Regions from separate parts of the Mus musculus genome. Here all the other regions are linked to region 1. A link is a contact called in ENCODE Hi-C or POLR2A ChIA-PET data. All regions are on one chromosome and are shown on one strand. The core of a region is the stretch at or near the end of the contact, and the rest is flanking DNA. Distances in the headings are between cores, read along the strand shown.

What was found. Hi-C counts contacts between places; a loop is a spot of excess contacts on that map. ChIA-PET counts read pairs that join two places held with the same protein, here RNA polymerase II (POLR2A).
Region 2: POLR2A ChIA-PET joins it to region 1 with 13 read pairs in Patski. The contact joins the promoter of Shc1 here to the promoter of Efna3 in region 1. POLR2A ChIA-PET finds 5 or more read pairs at or near these places in 5 of 5 experiments (Patski and embryonic stem cell).
Region 3: POLR2A ChIA-PET joins it to region 1 with 24 read pairs in Patski. The contact joins the promoter of Trim46 here to the promoter of Efna3 in region 1. A Hi-C loop is called at or near these places in 1 of 37 maps with a recorded cell type or tissue (T-helper 17 cell). POLR2A ChIA-PET finds 5 or more read pairs at or near these places in 3 of 5 experiments (Patski and embryonic stem cell).

What each region holds. Positions count from the first base shown.
Region 1 is chr3:89,321,596-89,324,236 of GRCm38, reverse strand. Efna3 (ephrin A3) reads left to right here and starts at 1,298. Exons shown (of 5, transcript NM_010108.2): 1 at 1,298-1,531. The coding sequence starts at 1,404.
Region 2 is chr3:89,420,326-89,422,966 of GRCm38, reverse strand. Shc1 (src homology 2 domain-containing transforming protein C1) reads right to left here and starts at 1,346. Exons shown (of 12, transcript NM_001113331.2): 1 at 622-1,346; 2 at 1-41. The coding sequence starts at 1,116.
Region 3 is chr3:89,244,609-89,247,249 of GRCm38, reverse strand. Trim46 (tripartite motif-containing 46) reads left to right here and starts at 1,353. Exons shown (of 10, transcript NM_183037.2): 1 at 1,353-1,535. The coding sequence starts at 1,473. It overlaps Krtcap2 (keratinocyte associated protein 2), which reads right to left and starts at 812. Exons shown (of 5, transcript NM_025327.3): 1 at 735-812; 2 at 318-472; 3 at 122-185. The coding sequence starts at 738.

The DNA.
Region 1 (2,641 bases), core at 49-2,548:
GAAACACAACAAAACAGCAATGTGCCTGCCTCCCTGGGCACAGGTGCTGTGGGTTCTAAGAACCCAGTAAGGCCCGGTTCTGCTTTGTCTTTCAGTCTGGGCTTCTGGGAAAGAGACAAGATAAGGGGTGAATGCCTAGTAGATCTGTATTCTGGATCCCTCACAAAGAGGGTCAATCACATGGGAGAAGAGTGTGTCTGTATACGTCAGTGTCTCTGTCTAGGGGCCTATGTTTACACCAATTTCTACTCTATAGGCACCTTGTGTGCCTAGATTGGACTGTATGTCAAGTGTCCATTGCTCCTGTTTCTGGATATGGACACCTTTATTTTTTTTCTCTCCCATCGCTGTGTGCATGTCATCTTTGTGCCTGTATGTCCCTAAGAAGACAACTGCTGTGGCAAGTGCTGGAATATAAGGTGCCCTCTGTCCTTAGAGAAAGCATCTATGGAAGCAGGAATGAGCGTGCCTAAGGACATCACTGAGGGAATCGGAGGCAGTGAGGGGACCTCTGTGGGCTTTCCAAGAAGACTGCTCCATTCCTGCCTGGCTCCAACTCGCCTTGGCAACTCACCACCACCAAATACCTTTGCCCTGGATTACCATAGAAGGCTTAGGCTTTTTTTTTTTTTTTTGAGACGGGGCGGGGGGTGGGGGTGGGGGGACACGGTCTCGCTGCGTAGCCCTGCCTGGCCTGGTACTTGTTACACAGACCAATGTAGGTGCCCTCGAACTCACAGAGATCTGCCAGGCTCTGCTTCTAGAGTGTCAGGATTAAGGAAGTATAGCTACTGTGCCCAGCCCCCAGAAGGTGACACTCTGGGCTGAGGTGTTCTGGTTTGGCTTCAGGTGAGGGCCTTCAGGCAGCCAGCTGTTAGCTCTTGGTACCACCTGAAGGCTTCCCCATCTTGTGTCCATTTAACTCCTTGCACACATGGAAAGGGGTGGAGGAAGTAGAGGTCCGATATGGGTCTACTCTTGCTTATTCCAGACGTAGATCTTCGCTCAACGCCCCCACACTCTATGGAGAAAGGTGTGGACCTACACCAGATGTATGTCCAGGTCTTGGCTTCCAAATCCTTCTGTGAACTCCAAGCTTGGGGGACCTAAAGACGCAAACCTCTGCAGCAAATCACCTAGGAGAGAGGAGAGGCGCGTTGTTCCTAAAGGGGCTACACAGTATGGGTCGCCCACGCGCGGCGCGCTCTGGGCTCAAGTGGGGCGGAGCCCCGCGTGAGCGCGCCAGGGGCGGGGCTTCGGGGGCGCGCCCAGAAGGGCGGAGGGAAGGATTGTGGGCGTGACTAAGATTGGGGGCTGGCAGCGGCGGCAGCAGGGAGCTGGGAAGCTGAGAAGCCGGGAGTGCGGGGCTCAGTCGGGGGGCGGCGGCGGCGGCGGCTCCGGGGATGGCGGCGGCTCCGCTGCTGCTGCTGCTGCTGCTCGTGCCCGTGCCGCTGCTGCCGCTGCTGGCCCAGGGGCCTGGGGGCGCACTGGGAAACCGGCATGCGGTATACTGGAACAGCTCCAATCAGCAGTGAGTCGGGGACCCGGAGAACCCGTGCGTCCCGCGTCAGTGATGGGGGAGCTGGTGGGCCCGAGAAGTCCTAGGGGAACCTGGCAGCAGTCCTGGGAGACAGGCTTGGTACCGAGAGGCGAGGGAGAGGGGACGCACTATGTGGGCGTCTGTGAAACTCGGGGGTGTCTGAGAGAAGCTGTTGGGGCATAGTAAAGAGCGCTCTGGCCGTGCGGAGGAGGCTGTTGGGGGTCCCTAACCCCATCTTGGTTTCTCTCCACACTCGCCAATGGAATAGTGTTCTCTGTCCCGTAGTCTCCCCCACCATCCACGCTCCTTTTGGCTAGGTTGAAGTCTGTGAGTACCGGTGTGCTAGGGATAGGCCGCTGCGTTTGGGAGCTGAAGGATGACCTGTTTTCAGCCTGTAATGTTGATGGGGTTCTGCTTAAGACTCTTGGTTTTAAAAGTGGGGTTCGGCATTAAGGCAGGAACTCCGATTCTCCACCTCCTCAGGACGAAGGGTAAGGGGTTGCTCTGGTTGTGTGAATAAGCCCTGCTGGGGTGAGCCGGGCCAGGGTCGCGAAGTTGGGGGGCCCTAGGAACGCAGGGTACTGGTGAGAAGGAAGAAGGCAGAGATGTCGGCATGTCACACACACACACACACACACACACGCACACACACACACACACACACGCACTGAAGCTAGGGACGGCGTATGGCACTGAGTGTGAACGGGCGTGCGCGGCTGTCAGTGTGCGTGTGTCTGTGTGTGATTTGTGTGTCTGCGTCGGCGACCGTCTAGGGGTGGGAGCGGGCGGCGGATCGGGGAGGGGGCTGCGGTCGGTGTCCGCGTGGCCAGTCTTGTCTGGGCTGGGGTGGCTCTTGGCGCCGCCGCGGTCTGGGCGGGTGTCAGGGCGGCCGTGTGGTTTCCTCCGGTGTGTGGCGCGGCGGCTCGGTGCCGGCTGCCGGACCGGGCCATCATTCTGCACAGTCCTTGCTGCCCTTGTCTTCTCCCTGCCGAGCTGTCGTGTGTATCACTCTGGCCACCTCAGTGTATTGGTAGGGGGATCCCTGGGGACACGGGGATCACTGTCACACCTGCCCGGGCGGTGGCGGCAGCTTTGCTTCTG
Region 2 (2,641 bases), core at 97-2,596, 99 kb before region 1:
AGGGCTCGCATTGACTGTAAGACCTCCACACAGCCCATGTACTGTAGGGGAAGGAGGGAAGAATGGATCAGCTGACCCCATCCCCCACCCCACACTTGCAAGCCCTTTGCAGAAGGTTCTAGGGCTTTGCCTTATATAGTCCTTACTTCCTAAGGAAAGTAGATTGAAGTAGCCTTCCTACTGCCTGGGGCTTCCACTTCATAGGTGTATGGCAAAGGGGAAAAAGGGAAGAAAGACCACAAAAGAGGAACTTCGTGCACCATGGGGGGACTGCGAGAGGAGTAGCAAACATTGAGTGGGATGGAGTGACATCTCTGGAAAAGGGAGGAGTCTAGAGGGAATAATCAAGAAGTCATTTTCATTCAACTTTTACAGAAAGCCTCAGATGTGCTTGGGCACTGTGTGAACTGGGGGGGTGGGGGGGGGGGTTGGGACCAAAGGAGGAAAGGCAGAAGATTCACAGGCTAAATTAAGGGCAGAGACCTGAAGAAGGAATGCACCAGGTCTAAGAACTGAGAGAATGGCACAGATGTTGCTGGGGGAAGAGCAGGGAGTCCCTGGCAAATCTGGAGTGAGCAGAGGAACTGGACGGGAGGGAGTGGGAGGGGGGTATGCACTCACCCGAACCAAGTAGGAAACCCCAGGTCCCATGACTTTGTCGTTGGGATGCAGCCAGCCTCGTGTGGGCTTATTGACAAAGCTCCCGTGTCTGGTCCACTCCTCGCCCCCCAGCTGGCCCCCTTCTACCCGAGTCCTGCGCCCGCCGCCTCCACTCAGCTTGTTCATGTCCTGGAGGAGGGGCAAGAGGCCTGAGTCCCGAAGGGCTGCCCCTGCACTCCCTTCCCCATCTTCAGCAGCCTTTCCTGGCTCCCCTTTAGGCCCCAGGCGCCCCCCAGCAGGATTGGCCAGCTTCAGGTTGCTCATCCGGGGAAAGAAGGAACACAGGGTAGTCGGACTATCGTCCCCCGGCAGAGGAGGCAGAATGGGTCCCAGGGATGAAGCTGATGGGGAAGGTAGCTCCTCCGGAGGGGTAGACCCCGAAGCCCCCTCCTCCAGCGATGACAGAGACTCATTCCGAAGTGGGTTGTACTTCGGCTTGGGGGGTAGAAGATCCATGGCTGGGGTGAGAAGAGGGGCTGCTGCCCAGCCCGGCCCCCCTGCCAATTCAGGCAAGGGGGCCAGGCAGGGGGCATCCCCAGGCCCTTAGCCTAGTCTGACCTCGGCAGCCCGGTGATAACAGATGACCTGGGGAGGCGAAGGACAAGTGACCTCTGCTCTCCCAACTCAGACCTAGACAGTTTGAGAGCACATCCTTGCACAGCCCAGCTAGGAAACCTCTACTGGCTGAGGAGTACAGGCTGGACCCAGAGCTTACTGGCTCCTCCCCAGAGGCGGGGAACTAAGGAGAGAGACCAATCCCCAGGACAGTGCTGACTCACAGGCTCAGAGGGGCTGAGACACCTCCCCACACAATTTGTGCAAGCCAGGCCACTCTCCCAGCCCAATACAAACAACTGTCTGGGAAGGAGGAGGTGCCCGGCGCGAAAAAAAGATGGAAAAATAAGCAAAAGAGAAAAAAGAAAGGAAGGAGTTAAGAGAAACTCTGGACCAATCCAAACCGACGTGGGCAAGCCAAAGAGAGCAGGAAGACAGGAAGGGATAGAGAGGAAACAGAAGCTGCTGGGCGGGGAGGGGAAGGGGGGAGATGTCCCCCAGAGTTTAGCATTTCCTTTCCAGTCCTGGCTGAAGACGTGACTAGCCCCCTAGCCCAGACAGCCCAGACCACTCCCATCCCCACCATACAGTGAGTGAGGTGGTAGCTCCAGGGAACCTGGGCCATTAGCATCCTCCACCACAACAGCTGTGGACCACAGTAGAGAACCAGGGAGAGAAAGTAAGTCCCAGTGGATATAGTGCAAAGCCAAGAGGAAAGACAAGCTAAAATGGGAATAAAGGCCAATTTATTGGTGGTACATCAGGGGGCTACCAGACAAGAGCTAGAGCAAGCCTGTTTCTACAAGTCACCAAGGACCAACAGACTTGGGGGGTGGGAGTAGGGCTTCCCCAGAGGGTACAGAGACATGCAGCCACCCCTCGGACCTACAGATATATTGTTACTCCTTACAGGCAGTAAACCACCTGACAGTGTACCTCAGGCTAGTGGAGGAGTTGGCCTTGGAGGTAGGGGAAAGAAACAGAACTGGTGCCTACAAGCCACAAAGGGATAATAGGGTCATAAACAAATCTGTGTTAATAAAGACAGGAAGGAGAAAGGGATATTAGAAGTTGGAGTCTGGCCATAAGTGCATAATAATACCAAACCCATATTTCTTTGCCCACAGTTTCCTGCCACAGCTCTGCTTAAGGCCATTCAGGAACTTAAAGAAAGTGACCAATCAAAATAGCTCCAGAATAAACTATCGCTTTATTCCCTTAAAAAAAAAAAAAAAAAAGTAGCTGGGTGTGGTGGTGCACCCTTTTAATCCCAGCAGAGGCAGGTGGATTTCTGAGTTCGAGGCCAGCCTGGTCTACAAAGTGAGTTCCAGGACAGCCAGGGCTATACAGAGAAACCCTGTCTCGAAAACCAAAAAAAAAAAAAAAAAAAAACCAAATACAAGAAATAAAAGATACTTTTTGCTTA
Region 3 (2,641 bases), core at 104-2,603, 77 kb after region 1:
TTCAAGATTGTGTTAAGCAAATGTATTTCTCCTTTATCATCTAAGCACAGGGAAATTCGGCATCATGTTTGGGAGAGGTTTAAAAAAAAAAGAGTCCAGTTAACTATTGAGTTTCACTTACTCTCAGGGAAGATTTTTGCTTGGAAGCCTTTACCAAAGACCAGATTCTCCAGATTATTGAAGGCCTGGGTGATGTAATTAAGGAGAAACTCACGCAACAAGATAGGAAGTAGAGGGACTGCAAAGCCCTTGCCACCCACTCCCGCCCATGTTCTGTTCATACACCCCCGCCTCCCCTTCCAGCGCGAGGAAGATACAGTCAGGGAGAAGACGAAAAGGCCGGAGCCCAGCAGGCCCCCCTGAATGGTGAGCCACTCGGTGGAGGCCAGCTGGCGGCTGTAGATCTGCATGCCAGCGAAGAGCAGCAGGGACAGGAGGGAGGACAGCGCCAAGGAGGTCCCGGTACCGACTACTATAAATGAGAAAAAGAGTCAGGCTAAGATTCAGGCAGATTCACTCCGGAGCTTGGCTCACCAACCACTTCCAAGTGACCCAGCCCCCACCCCACAGCGACCTCCAGGAACCACCCGGCCCTGCACACCCAAGTTCCCGCCTGTCCGGAGGAAATGCTAGTTCCCAGGACACGTCAGCTTTACCGAGGCTACGGAGAAAAGAGGACCACCCCAACGCCCACTCCCGCTAGAGCAGCCCGGGCATCCCGCCGGTGCGGTTACCCATCACGCCCCGTCCGTGGTCCAATCCGTGTCCCTGGAGAAAGAGGGGAGCCAAAGCCGGCGCGGTTGTCTGTACGCAGGCGTCGGGGCCAACGTGGACTTGCTTTACTTCTTCCTCTACGCGCCTTGGGTGCAGCGCCCTCTTGTGGCAAGGAGGAAATAATGCTTCTAAGAGCATTCTAGGCCACCGCCCTGCTTGGTCTCCAGCCTTCTGTAGCCAAGGCATCTGCTGTCTCTCTGGACAAGCTGCACTCATCTTTCAGTCATGATCCCATGGCCTAGAGTCACCTGTGCCTTCATTGCTATTCATGTCATCTCCCGTACAACTTCCTCAGACCTCCCTGACCCACTATAATTGCCTCAACAACTCCCGAAGATATGTGCCACCCAAGATGTAGCACCGTCCACCTGGAGTTGTTCTTCTGAAACGAGCTTCGTGCTTTATGTGAGTAGTATGACCAGGAATCGATGCAAGCTTCTAATAGGAGGAATGGTTCCTACCTCAAATACCCTCCATGTTACCCACCCCCTAGACCGCCTTTGGAGAACCACGTGGGAAGAACTATTTCCCACCCCCTACCTCGACGGACGCAGTTCGAAGCTAGTCCCTGGAGCATGCGCAGTGACATCTCACCCTCCCCACCCCTCCCTTCACCCCACCCGGCTCCTGCATTAAGCCCCGGGTTCGCAGCAGCAGCCAGGATCGGGCACCCGGGGGCGGGCGGGCACAGTAGGGCCATGGCTGAGGGTGAGGATATGCAGACCTTCACTTCCATCATGGATGCACTAGTCCGCATCAGTGTGAGTTAAGGTGGGGTCAAGGGGAAGGGAGGGGATGTAAAGGGTCGGGGCAAGCCAGACCCTTGAACAGGTGGGGGTCCAGGAAGAATATGGATTATAGAGAAGGGATTAGTTAAGACAGAAATGACTGGGAGGGCGGAGACGCAAGTGTGGAGGGATCCTGGGGACAGCCGAGTGGTGAGACTCCCGTTTGCTGGGGTGTAGGCAGCGAGAAGCTGCCCGGACCCAGCGGGTAGGCTTGGGGTAGCTGCCAGGCGTGCACCAGGGCTATGAGAAGGGGCATGTGTGAGCTTGGATGTTTTCCAAGAAACTGAGGACAGGTGTGGCGGGGGGTGGGGTGGGGTGATGAAAAAACCGCTCCTGGGTGCAGTTCCCAATTTGGACCCCTCCCGACCACCCCCCCTACCGCCCCCAACCCCCCCCCCCGCTAGCTGCCGTGCAGCCTCCCGTTGCCATGGTAACCCGTGCCCGTCTCTCCCAGAGGCGGTGCCAACCCTGCTCCCCCCCACCACTTCCTTCCCCCTCCCTCCCTCTCCCTCCCTCCTTTGTGTCAGCTGCGCCCCTGACCGGGATGGCTGCGAAGAGAGGGACCAAGGTGAGGTGTGGGGGTGGGGAATAGCCAGAAGACCCCTCACCAAAAGGGGGAGGGATACTTCCGGTGGGGAGGGGGCAGGTAGGCGGGGCGCTCCTTCCTCCCCCACCCTAGATTGAGCAAAGGGTTGAAACAGGCCGAATTTCTCCACCAGACTGGGTCTGATAGCTCTAGTATAGAAGGCAAAGAGAGATGGGTTGATTTGGGGAGACTGGAAGAAATAGAATTGAAGAATGGAGGATGGGTGCTGGGGCGCCGGCCAGTGCCCAGCCGGTTCAGAGAGCTAGCGCACCCTGGCCGCGGGGAGCAGTCATGCGTCTAAGGGTTGCTAGAGAAAGGGGCGGGGGACAACACCCAGCTGTAGAATGGGTGGTGCCCTTGAAATAAATGCTATTAATCCAGAGATGGAGGGATGGAGACAGGTGAGGCGGGAGGACTGCCTGCCAGCACTGCTGCAGCGGGAGTGATGGGGGTGGGGCGCGATGGTGGGGGAGGCCAGAGCTCCAACTGTACC